2 separate regions of the Homo sapiens genome follow, and region 2 is linked to region 1. A link is a contact called in ENCODE Hi-C or POLR2A ChIA-PET data. All regions are on one chromosome and are shown on one strand. Each heading gives the region's core, a stretch centred on a gene start or an enhancer-like site at or near the end of the contact. The rest is flanking DNA. Distances are from core to core; before and after follow the strand shown. Region 1 holds the start of GPX5 (glutathione peroxidase 5). Region 2 holds the start of SCAND3 (SCAN domain containing 3).

Region 1 (5,383 bases), core at 901-3,400:
AGGAGGGGAGATGTGTGGGAAGAGCAGTGAGGGAAACAACCCTGAGCCTTTTCACTAATCCACAGATTTTTCAGCATTTCTTTATCTCATTAGAGCCCATTAAGTTCCTGAATTCACTCCTTTCTTGTAGTTTCAAAGCATTAGAAACAGCCAACGCACCAACACTTTCCAGTCTGTAATATCTGTTCCTTTGCCACTCCTTCTCTCTAAAAGGTAGGAAAATGCCAGTGGATTGGGGACAAAAAAATTTTTTTAATTAATGTGAGAGAATCCCTGCACAGCCTAATGACGACAAATGCCATAAATTTAAGAGTATAATTCAACCCTTTGAAACTCAGGTCCAAATAGGGGGAAAAAATGAGTAACTAATTTTTTTTAATTTTAAAGAGCTAATAATCTAATGAGGAATATATAAATTGTTCAAGAATACAAATAATATGCATATTAAACATATTAAATACACTTATGATAGTGAGGGGAAGGAAAGTGGAGTTTGGGAAGCAAAGGATATAAATAATAAATAAAACAAGAGAGGGGACTTGCAAGGACAAATGATTGTGAACTTAGGAGCATGATTAATTAAATATTAGTGCTAGGGGTCCAAAAATTAAAACTGTATGGTAGACAAAAGGGAAGAATGTCTTGGTCCATCTCCTGTGAAGTCAGCAGTGATTAACTATGTTATTTATGTGAGAAACCCAGAAATTCCCGGGGCTCCAGGCCTGCATTCATCAATTCATATAGTCTAAAATTTTAGCCAAGACTACTGAGAGGTCATTGGAAACTGTTGCTGAATGAATGGGGCTTGTATACCAGTTGAAAGGCAAAGCAACTTTATTTTTAGAGGGACTTGTGTCTCATTTCCATGATTCTTCTTGGGCTCTGGGCTTCCAGGCTATTAAGAGTAGTACTTGCCACTATCTATTCACAATAGCAAAGACATGGAATCAACCTAAATGCCCACCAATAATAGACTAGATAAAATATGGTACATATGCACCATGGAATACTATGCAGTCATAAAAAAAAACAAGATCATGTCCTTTGCAGGGACATGGATGGAGCTAGAGGGCATTATCCTTAGCAAACTAATGAAGGAACAGAAAACCAAATACCACATGTTCTCACTTATAAGTGGAGGATAAATGATGAGAGCACCTGGACACATAGAGGGGAACAACACACACTGGGGCCTATTAGAGGGTGGAGGGTGGAAGGAGGGAGGGGATCAGGAAAAATAACTACTGGGCACTAGGCTTAATACCTGGGTGATGAAATAATTTGTAGAACAAACCCCTATGACACAAGTTTACCTATATAACACACCTGCACATGTACCCCTGAACTTAAAATAAAAGTTAAAAAAAATAGAAAAAAAAGAGGAATGCTTGCAATTTTTGTAAATATATTATTTTTTAAAAGTTATTTACTTTTTTAAAGCACTGCATTCAGAATGTCAGATTATTGTCCAGAAAGTTGGCAACATTAGTATTCGCCATTCCCCCACCCATCGTGTAAGAGACTCCTATACCAGACGGAGCCCAGGCTGGGAATCACCATTCCTTTTAACTTTTGCCAATCTGATAAGTGTGGAATGTGTCTTTTCGTATTTATACTTCTTTGATTATTGGTGAGAGAGAACACTGTATCCTACCACAGATGCCATTTGATTTTCTGCCTCATGCCCATTTTTTTCTGTTGGTCTGGTAGTTTTTTCTTACTGATATATAAGCACTTGAAATCATTTCTAAGGATTTGTATTAATTTGCTGTCCTTCGCATACATTGTGACTATTTCCCCTCCTCGAGCCAGTTTCCTCCTAACTCTTTTTGAGAGATCCTAGATGGCCGGCCCATTCTTTGATTTATTTTTAAGCTCAAATAATATTAGAAATAACATTTGAAATGTCTAGACCAACCCTTTTGCAGTGACTTTACTGGGAGGTTGCATCAGCATCTAGACACTTCCATACATTGAGGAAAAACAGACAGCCGTGTTTAAGGACCTCAGAGGGCTTGCTATCACCCATTTATAATTTTCCCAGAACTTATGAGTCCCAGGTCCTCATTGCAGTGGTAAGCGCTGAGTGCTCACGGGGGTGTGTGTGGGACAGGATGTGGTTTGAGTTCTGTGATCCTCACCCCGACCTCATGCGTCGGGAATCCTTGCAGCCCTGTGACTGGCCTGTGGGGGCTTGGGCTAAGTCCCTGCCAAGATACCAAAAGACTGCAGAGGTGGGCAAAGACCTCAGGCCCCCAGACTAGCAATCTACAAACACTAGTCATGACTACACAGTTAAGGGTCGTCCATCTGCTTCCCCTTCTCCTAGCCTGCTTTGTGCAAACAAGTCCCAAGCAGGAGAAGATGAAGGTGAGTGAGCTTCAGAGAGGGCATGGTAGTTACTCTTCTGTCCTACTTCTAGACCCTGCCCTCCACTCCTTCTTGTAAGACTCCAACTCCTGCTTTCTTCTTCTTTGCCAGTTCCCCTAAACCTTGCTTTTTTTTCTCCTTGAATCTTCTTCATTCCTATGGATGGGTATTCCTTGCGTTGAATATGACTAGGGAAGAAAGGGTCTCCATATGACTAGGGAAGAAAGGGTCTCCATACCTTCTTCAGGTGGAGGTCCCCTGGAGACCTCTCTGGCCACATCAGTCTCTGCTTCAGAGCTGGGTCTGAGGCTGGGACAGCGATGGGCTTTAGAGTAGGTGGGGACTGGGGTTTGGAGGAGAAGCTGAGTGGACTTGTCTCAGACACAGCTCAGCAACAACCCCTTGAAGAGGAGGAAAAAACGAATGTGGAAGTTTTAAGGATGGATAAAATCAGAGAGTTATCAGAGAAACATAAAACATGAAAAAAAAAATCAGAGCCCTAAAACAACTGGATTTGGAGTCAGGCATCTTGGATTCTGGCCTCAGTTCTATGCCCAATTCATGGCTCGTTACCTTATTGATAAGACACATGTGTCTGGCAGCAGAAGGGGCAGTTTAGGAAAGGATAATAATGAATGCGATAACTTGGAGGCAGAAAATAATCATGAAGTTAGGTAAAGGCAAACTTTCATTTACATAATGGGTTACCACTTTTGACTTTGGACAAATTAACCTCTGTTATCTCATTGTAAATTTATGGGTAACAGTAACTACCTTATGGGTGGGTGAATAACAATTATTATGCATATAATACATTCTACAAAATGCAGTTCTAATAACATCTCCCCATCCCTCGCCTCTAAAATTAACTAGATAACATCCTGGGTGAACTTCTATTTTGAGAATTGATATGGTTTTTATGTTACCTGTGGTGCTTAATTGAGTGTGGAGACTCTGGGCTGCAGAATTTGCTTAATAAAAGCTGCGTCTAGAGATAATTGAGACACGTTATATGGACTTCAATAAATTTGAAACAGCAGTCAATATCAGAAGTAAACTGGACTAAAGGAAGTCTTCAAATTGAGAGTCTCTCTAAGCTTTTGCATACTGGTACCCAACATGACTGTGAGTGATTGTCATTGCAGTAGCAAAAGAAAAAAAAAAGGCAAATTCTTGCAAATGTTTAACTTGAAACTAGGTAACATGGAGATAGAAACAGATACTTTTACACAATATTCTCTTTATAGATCCCTCAATTTTGCTGGTGCATGTATATATGTATAAATTTAGGGAAAGGTGTAAAAACCTGCATAGAAAAATATCTTTTTCCTCAAGAGTAAGAAGTGAGTAGCTACAACCTAGTATGCTGGTGATAAAATCAGTGGGATAACAGGACTAGAAAAAAGTTGTGTTTTGTTTTGCTTTGTTTTGCATTACTCCTTCTCTGAATGGGGGGCAGATGATGTTCAACCAAAATCCTTACTAGACTACTGCATTTCCAGGAAGTCTAGTTTAATCCTAGTTTGTCTGGACATTCCTTATCAAATAATGCCCTTCTCTCTTTTCTCCAGCCAGTTCCTTTCCACCTTTTTCTCACCGGATGGTTTGGACATAGAGCTTCCTTTTCATATTCCTGTCATATATATTCTGTATTCCATGAGCAATTTGTGGCAGCTTCCCCAGTATAAGAAAAGGGATCAGCATGTGCTGGTGAGCACTGTGGCATCGGTACACTTGGGGTACTGCATGAACACTGTAAGGGTAGAGACAGAGGAGGAGTAAGATGAGACCTGCCTTGTAGAGGAATTTAATAAAAGAACATGCAATGAGAATTTCAGGCAGGGCTAATTTATATTAAGTGGAACTTAACAAATGTTGCATGGAAGTCTGCTCAAATATTAATATGTTCATGAGATTTGAGAAGGAATGGGATAGGTGGAATGGAATATGAAAGTGGATATTAGACACCTAGAGCACAATGGGCTGATGAGCTGGGTGATGCTGCCCAACAGATTTCAGGGACTCACTTGCAGATGGACTTTAGGGTTCTCCATCTCCTTTCTTGAGAGCTACCAAAAGCTGGGATTTCAGAGTATTGGCTTACATGACCACCATGTTAGTAAGAGAGTGACAGGAGAAATTTATTCAAGGTGGGGATAATATTAGATTCTAGAATGTTAAACATGGAAGCCCACTTGGAGTTCTAGTAAGAATCTAGATAAATATCTTCATTTTACTCATGGGGAAACTGAAGGCCAGGGATGGGAATTGCCCAGGTTCACAAAGGAATTTAACAATGGAGCTGGCTTCTGATTCCCAGGGCAGTGTTCTTTCTACTCTACCTGCTGATGAGTGGAGTAAGAGGTCAGAAGACCTGGGGAAAGATAAGCAACTAAGATATCCTAAAAATAGTTCAGCAATTTAAAACCCTCCCTTCTCAGAGAGTCCAGACAGGAGGCCTTCAATCCAGAGCCAAGGAGTAGCCTGTTTTTTACAGAAGCATGTAAGGCAAGTGTGCTTTTCTCTTCGGCCCCACTTACTTCCAGCTCCTACCATCCCAGCTTATGAATCAATATCCTTTTCCATTATCCGTGTATTTCCTGGTATCTCACAGCTTTCAAAATAATAGGAAACTTGATTCTTATGTGTGTGTGTGGAGGGGGGAGTGTACATAGTAAGTGTGTATATATATGTGTATATATATATATGTGTGTATATATATATATATATATATATATATATATATATATATATATATATATATATATATATATATATATGGTACAAGAGATGTTTTGATACAGACATGCAATGTGTTATAATCACATTATGGAAAATGGGGTATCCATCCCCTCAAGGATTTCTCCTTTGTGCTACAAACAATCCAATTATATGCTTTTAGTTATTTTAAAATGTACAATTAAGTTATTATTGACTATAGTCACCCTGTTGTGCTATCAAATACTAGGTCTTATTTATTCTTTCTAACTATCTTTTTTTTTTCTCATTAATC
Region 2 (6,207 bases), core at 2,490-4,989, 61 kb after region 1:
TGACACTGGCTTATAAAAAGATACCCAGTGTTTGCTGTTTTAACACTTTCCTTCTTTCATAAAGAAGCTGTTTATATGGGTCCAATTAGGGCTTTATGTCATGAAGTGAAATCATGCTGCGTTCTGCATTGTAGTCATTATCTTTTATCTACTCCAACTGCTTCTCTATCATACTTGAAGCAGAAGATAACTGAGAAGTGAAAAGCTCTTGGGAGGCAGCTTGTAGCTTGTGGAACTGCATGTTCTTCTTCCTCCACACCTTCCATTTGTGCCTCAGCAACTAACTTGCAGCTCTTCTGTAGAAAGATCCTGTGTGTCAGATTGCAGCAGCTCCGCATTATCCTCACTAGCAACTTCTTCAAATCCAACCCCCTTTGCAAGAGCGATACAGCTTGGGTTGGTTTTGGGGAGATCTTCTGAAGGCTCAAAGGCTTTGGAATCATAAATTAAATCAGGGAGAATTGTATATCACACCCCGTGCAAACAGGCTTTTGTGAAATCATTCCAGGCCTCTACAATAATATCAATAATAAGTTTAATGTTGAATCATTTACAGAATTCAAAAAATGTTAGGGCACTGTCACCCCCTGTATAGGCAACCAATATCTTGAATGTTTGCTTTAAATAATAAGCTTTAAAGATTGCAATCACACCATGATTAAGGGGCTGCAGTAAAGAAGTTGTATTGGGAGGTAAAATGAGAACTGTGATATTTGAGGAAAGCTCAGTGACTACTGGAGGGTGGCTTGGTGTATCACTGAGAATTATAAGAATTTTAAAAGACAATTTTTTTCTCTTGCAATGTTTTATTTTTTTTTAATCTACAAAAAAATCACCCGAAAGATCAGAAAATATCTGCCCTGTCATCTAGTCTCTCTTGCTAGACCTGTAGTAGGCACCAAGGCTAGTCTTTACAATTCATTTTAAAGCTTATAGATTGGCAGAATGATAATCACAGGCTTTAGCTTTAAAATTCCACTGGCATTTGCACCCAGCATCACCATCAGTTGATCCTTTGTAGCCTTAAACCCCACAGTGTGTTTCTAGAGTACTTCCAGTCCTGCTTACTCCATTCTGGATCAATGCATCCAAATTCTCCACATATCCCCTTGAGGGCATCTGCTTCCAATAGAGACTGGTTTCATAAAAAGTAAAAATCTGAGCCAGGGGATGGCCTTCCTTATCAATCTAATTTCTTAATGAGGGGAAAATGTCTTTGCAGCTTCTTCATCTGCACTTACAGCCTCGTCTGCACAGACAGTTTAACACTGTGGAAAGTACAGTAGTTCTTGAAGATACTAAACCAGCCACTACTTCCACTAAATGAAGGCACTTCTGCGGGACTTCCATCTTTTTTTCTTAATGTCTCCATACATTGTGAAGGTATTTTCTTTAACTCTGAGAAAGACTGCATTGGATTGCTTCCTTGTTTGGTATTCAATCCACACACTTAACAAATGCTCCATTTCCTCCATTTCCTTATTCCTTGTTCCAACAGATTTCATAACACTGGCAGTTGTTCCAGCTAGATAATTTTATTTTTCCCATCATTGTCTCTAATTGTACATACATTTACTCCTTTATGCCAGTTGCATGACCAATCTCACAGTTTCTTTTCTTTCAAAACACTGTATAGTTTCAAACTTGTCTTCAATTGTTAAAGCTTTTCTTCTTTTATACTCACTAGCAGAAATTTTATCACAAGCACACTTCTATGGCACTTGCAAAACCCTCTGCTTGCTCCTTTTCTGGAATACAAAAAACTTTAGCAAAAAATACACAAAGATGGGAGGGAACAATGTAAATAAGTGCTTCCAAGACAGCCAGAGGAAGGATGTGGGGGCAAATGGGAATTATGTACAGTACTGTATGTATTCAGGACTTGCTGTGCTCAGCTACATCAGATACTCTGAATTCAGCTACTCCCACCTGGTGGCCCCAAACATCAACTTGCTGGGAAAACTCATACATGAGCTTACACAATTTCAGCATTATACTGACTCATTTCTGGCATACTGACCTCATTTTAAAAGATTTTGCATTCCAGAAACATGCGTTTTTAACAGATCAGACTGTATACATAAAGGGTTCACATTCTGAAAGAGTTCAGATAAATGTATGAATAGTATCACTAAAAAATATAAGAATGTCTGGCAATATCCACAATGTTCTAAAATTACTGTCAAAGAAGGCAAATATACTCCTTTAGAAACAACTCCACTGTAATGGCAAAAAGCTTTTAAAATTCTTCTAAAAATAATTTTGAGCTCAAAACATTTTACATACCAACTCTAGATACTGAAAAGAACCAAGGAAATCATGCAATTAGTATTTTCATTGTACAGATGAAGACATTAATGTCCCAGAGAAGGTGTAATATGCCCAAGGTTACACAGCTAATTAGTAACAGAGCCTAGATAGCTTCAAAAGACAGTAATTTTTTAAAAAAAATTTACTATTGTATATTTCTTTAATCTCATAGTCACTACATAAAATATATTTTCTACTGGTAAAAAATAGATCAAGCTTTTCCATTTGGTTAAATCATTTAATTATTTGTATCATACACAAAAACTGTTATCTCATATGCACGCATCTATTCATCTACACCAGTGATCAAATAAGAAATAATGCCCCAAACCAGGGTTTCCAACCACCAGCGCGAAATTACTCCCATTACTCCATTCTGGATCCATGCACCCAAATTCTCCACAGAAGATGGCACCTCCAATTTCTCACCTGCTGTCTAGGTTCATCAAGCTCCCTCTCCAAATCTTCCAGCAAAGTCACCACCTCTTCTCCACTCTCAGGATTATGCTCCCGCACCCAAGACTGGAGCTCCTCAGGCAGGATGGTCAGGAACTGCTCCAGCACCAACAATTCCAGGATCTGCTCCTTGGTATGTATCTCTGGGTTCAGCCACTGACGGCAAAGTTCCCGCAGTTGACTCAGAGCCTCCCTGGGCCCAGGTGTCTCCTGATAGCAGAACTGCCTGAAGCGCTGACGAGAGAGTTCCCTGGTATAAGACAAATTCCTACGTAGGGCTGATTCCTGATCCCAAGTGTGGTCTTCTTCTTTAACCTTTACTTTGATAATCTCCCCTTGTTCTTCTGGAGCCTGGCCAGCCAAGGCTGGGAAGACCCTAGAGACTGCTTCCATCCCGAGCTTAGACAGCTCAGGCAAAGGTTCTCTCCAGTTGGGGTCTAGGCAAATGGGTGATTTTACTTGAGCTCCTTTTTTGTTCTTGGTCAGGAAAGTTTTTGATATAAGAAAACACTCAACACAGGACAACTACAGACTCAGTTTAAAAGGACTTGTTTACGTGACAACACAGGGCAGTTACTCGGGCAATTCCATTGAAAGTGAAGCCATCCTCTGAAAAGACCAGAAATAGTGAGCACAGAGCGACTCACTAAAGCTTCAGGGTCACAAATTGAGCGGCAAGATACTTGCGAGACAGAAAACCGAGGTTATGACGGATACTTTGGCCCTAAATAAAGCCTGGGTGTATGAGCCTAGGCAAGGAAACGAAGATCGGAGCAGCCTGGGCGAGGGCGGAGAGGGAGAGGGGCTCACAAGCTGCCTGGGGAAGAGGCCCGATTGTCGCCGCGCACATGCACCCTTCCCTCGGCCGCAGCTCCCACCTCTGAGGAGCTCAGACCCTGTGGAACCCAGACTAGTGGGTCGAGGGAAACACTCTACAGCTCAGGTGGAGGTTCCGCAGACACACCCGCAGCTGTGCCCGTAGGTTCCGGCCGGGCCCGGTGAGCCACGCTCACTTCCGGTCCGCTCTAGGATTCCAGGTGGTGCCGTCTTCTCACTGGTTGTGCAAACACCTACGGTACCAGTAATTCTGGGGAGGCAAGTACTCTGGAAACGACGGAGAATTAACTCCGGAATTACCTAGTTATCTGGCATCACGGTGAAAAGAGTTCCACAGTGTGAGTAGTGCTGGAGTAGATGCTGCTGGTCTGTGTTTTCCTGTCACCGTGATAAACCATCGCTGGCACTCAGACCCGTGGTGCTCACCGCAGCGACCTGAAACAAAATGGAGAGGAGCATCCCTAAGGACTACCACGTCAGCGAATCTGTAGGATCGTCCCCCGCCTTTCCTCGTTAATTTCGGGCCACTTTCACCTTTCCCTTTCACCCTAAATCAGACTTAAAAAGAAATGTAAGAGTTAGTCCATTGTTTCCATTTTACGGATTAGAAAACCAAGACCACCGAGAATGAGCCTCAGTTGTTTAGTCACGGAGCACAGAGCCGTGACTAAACAACTGTGGGAAACTGGTCCCAGAAATCTAACAAAATCTGGACGGCTGATCAGCGCCTAGCGAATCACTGGAGTGGAGTAACCAGAACATTCTTTTCAAGCAGTCACTGGGTTCCTCCATACCTCTGGTAGCGCAGAGATGCCCAAGGAATATTTGTTGAATTGCTGCCTGGTTCCCTTCTCCATTCTCTGTTTCCTTCTGCTGTGGTCCTCATGTTGATTTCTCACATTTTGGCATTTCTGAGTAGAGAGTCTTTGAATAATCAGAACATCTCTTTTAGAAATCTCTAAATAAAAAAGAAATCTTACGCTTAGAGTCCGTGAATGGTCTTGAGTAAAATTCTGTATAAAATTTTTGTCTGTGTGCCTGTGTCATCCAACCCTGAAAAGATCATTTTCCCAGTCACTTTTAACGTGCTGAACTTATCTTTTGTTTCCCCCCCTAACTATCCTTTGCAATCAGGGATTCTACTACCTTTTTCTCATTCTGCAAGGCAGTGATCTCTGCCATGCTGAGCACAGTAGGCAGTTAACATGGAGTAAGCATGACTTCTAAGTCCTTTACTGACGAGCCTTACTGTTTTGTTTGTTTTGTTTTGTAGATTTGCATTTGTTAATTACTACAACAGTGATAGACACTTATAAAAAAAGTCAAATATTTAAAAAGTCAACGTGGCAAGAAGTGAAGTTTCTTCATCCTCAGTTCCATTCCTCAGAAAAATTGATGCCGAGTTTGTTGTATGTACCTCCAACCTATTTTTAAAATGTACATACAAAATTGAGTACAATATTATTATGTACAAATATAACTGAGTCACAATTATAACTCATTATAATTTGCAAAACTTAAATCATACTAGACTACAATTCACCAAGTTACTGGGCTTTTTTGGTTTGTTTTAAACTTAAATCCTCCCCCAGAAACTGCCAAGCCAACATGTGTTACATGTCTATCCCATTCTTTTTAGTGGCTGTAGAAGAGACTATTTTGATAGATATTGCTAAAAGATCTGCACCCCAGAGGGATGTTTATCGTGAGTCTCGCTAAAGTGTGTTAAGATCCTTTCCTTGCGCTGTGCTTTCCAAGGCCTTGGGAAGAGGTTGCTCTGTATGAAACATATTTTGTAAGATTTGCAAAAGTATGCTAGTATAGTGAAAATTAGTTAAGACAGCTTCCTCTCCCTACTCCAGCTTATCCTCAGATACATCATACAGGCCTTAGAGTACCCATAATTTTATGTTGATAACAGCTGTTCTTTTTCTTAAAGAGGACTTTCTAAATTGTTAAGTTTCAGACCTCACAAATCTGCCCCGGTTGATTTCTGGAAGCTAATTTATGCTCCCAACAAAAGCGCAGGAAAGAGTGAAGAGATCTCCCTGAATTTTATTTTGACAGTTACTCCTTCTTCAGCAGCAAAGCGTCAGCTTTCCTGTCAGCGTGAGTCTCACTGAAGCCTGACCTAACTCTTTCGGATCGGAACTAGAAAGTTTATTATCAAGGAGGTATTTAACCACGACTATACTTACCTACTGTACCCTTGTGGTTGGTCCCATGGTGTAATGGTTAGCACTCTGGACTTTGAATCCAGCAATCCGAGTTCGAATCTCGGTGGGACCTTTCAAAGGTGAACGTTTTACAGTTCCTGGCTTGGCCTCTGAATGTGGGAAAAATTCGTTCCTCCGCTTCCCATCGAATTCTCGTCGAAAACAACTTTGTGGTCGCGTGCACGGTATTGAACTCTCCCCTTCTATCCAAGCATGAAAGTACCAAGCTCTTTCGCCTAGAAGAACGCTTTCAAAGCGTATCAAATTCACGGGTTTGGAGACAAAGAGAAAGATGCTGCTCTTATCGACTTACGAAAAGCTCCAGCAGCAACGTGGAAACCCAATTCCTGTGATGGAGACAAACGCTTCCTCAAAATTTCCTAGGTTC

What was found. A loop is a pair of places that touch in the nucleus more often than their neighbours do. ChIA-PET counts read pairs that join two places held with the same protein, here RNA polymerase II (POLR2A). Pooled maps may share reads with other maps.
Region 2: a pooled map shows a loop between it and region 1 (2.1-fold over the local background). The contact joins the promoter of SCAND3 here to the promoter of GPX5 in region 1. A Hi-C loop is called at or near these places in 1 of 168 maps with a recorded cell type or tissue (K562) and 4 of 50 pooled maps. POLR2A ChIA-PET finds 5 or more read pairs at or near these places in 8 of 52 experiments (H1, HEK293, HEK293T and 4 more).

What each region holds. Positions count from the first base shown.
Region 1 is chr6:28,523,731-28,529,113 of GRCh38, forward strand. GPX5 (glutathione peroxidase 5) reads left to right here and starts at 2,151. Exons shown (of 5, transcript NM_001509.3): 1 at 2,151-2,370. The coding sequence starts at 2,284.
Region 2 is chr6:28,583,559-28,589,765 of GRCh38, forward strand. It overlaps SCAND3 (SCAN domain containing 3), which reads right to left and starts at 3,740. Exons shown (of 4, transcript NM_052923.2): 1 at 2,740-3,740. The coding sequence starts at 3,159. ZBED9-AS1 (ZBED9 antisense RNA 1) reads left to right here and starts at 3,820. Exons shown (of 2, transcript NR_186619.1): 1 at 3,820-4,174; 2 at 5,671-6,207. It overlaps TRQ-TTG2-1 (tRNA-Gln (anticodon TTG) 2-1), which reads left to right and starts at 5,821; the gene lies at 5,821-5,892. RefSeq lists enhancers at 3,360-4,236, 5,728-6,207.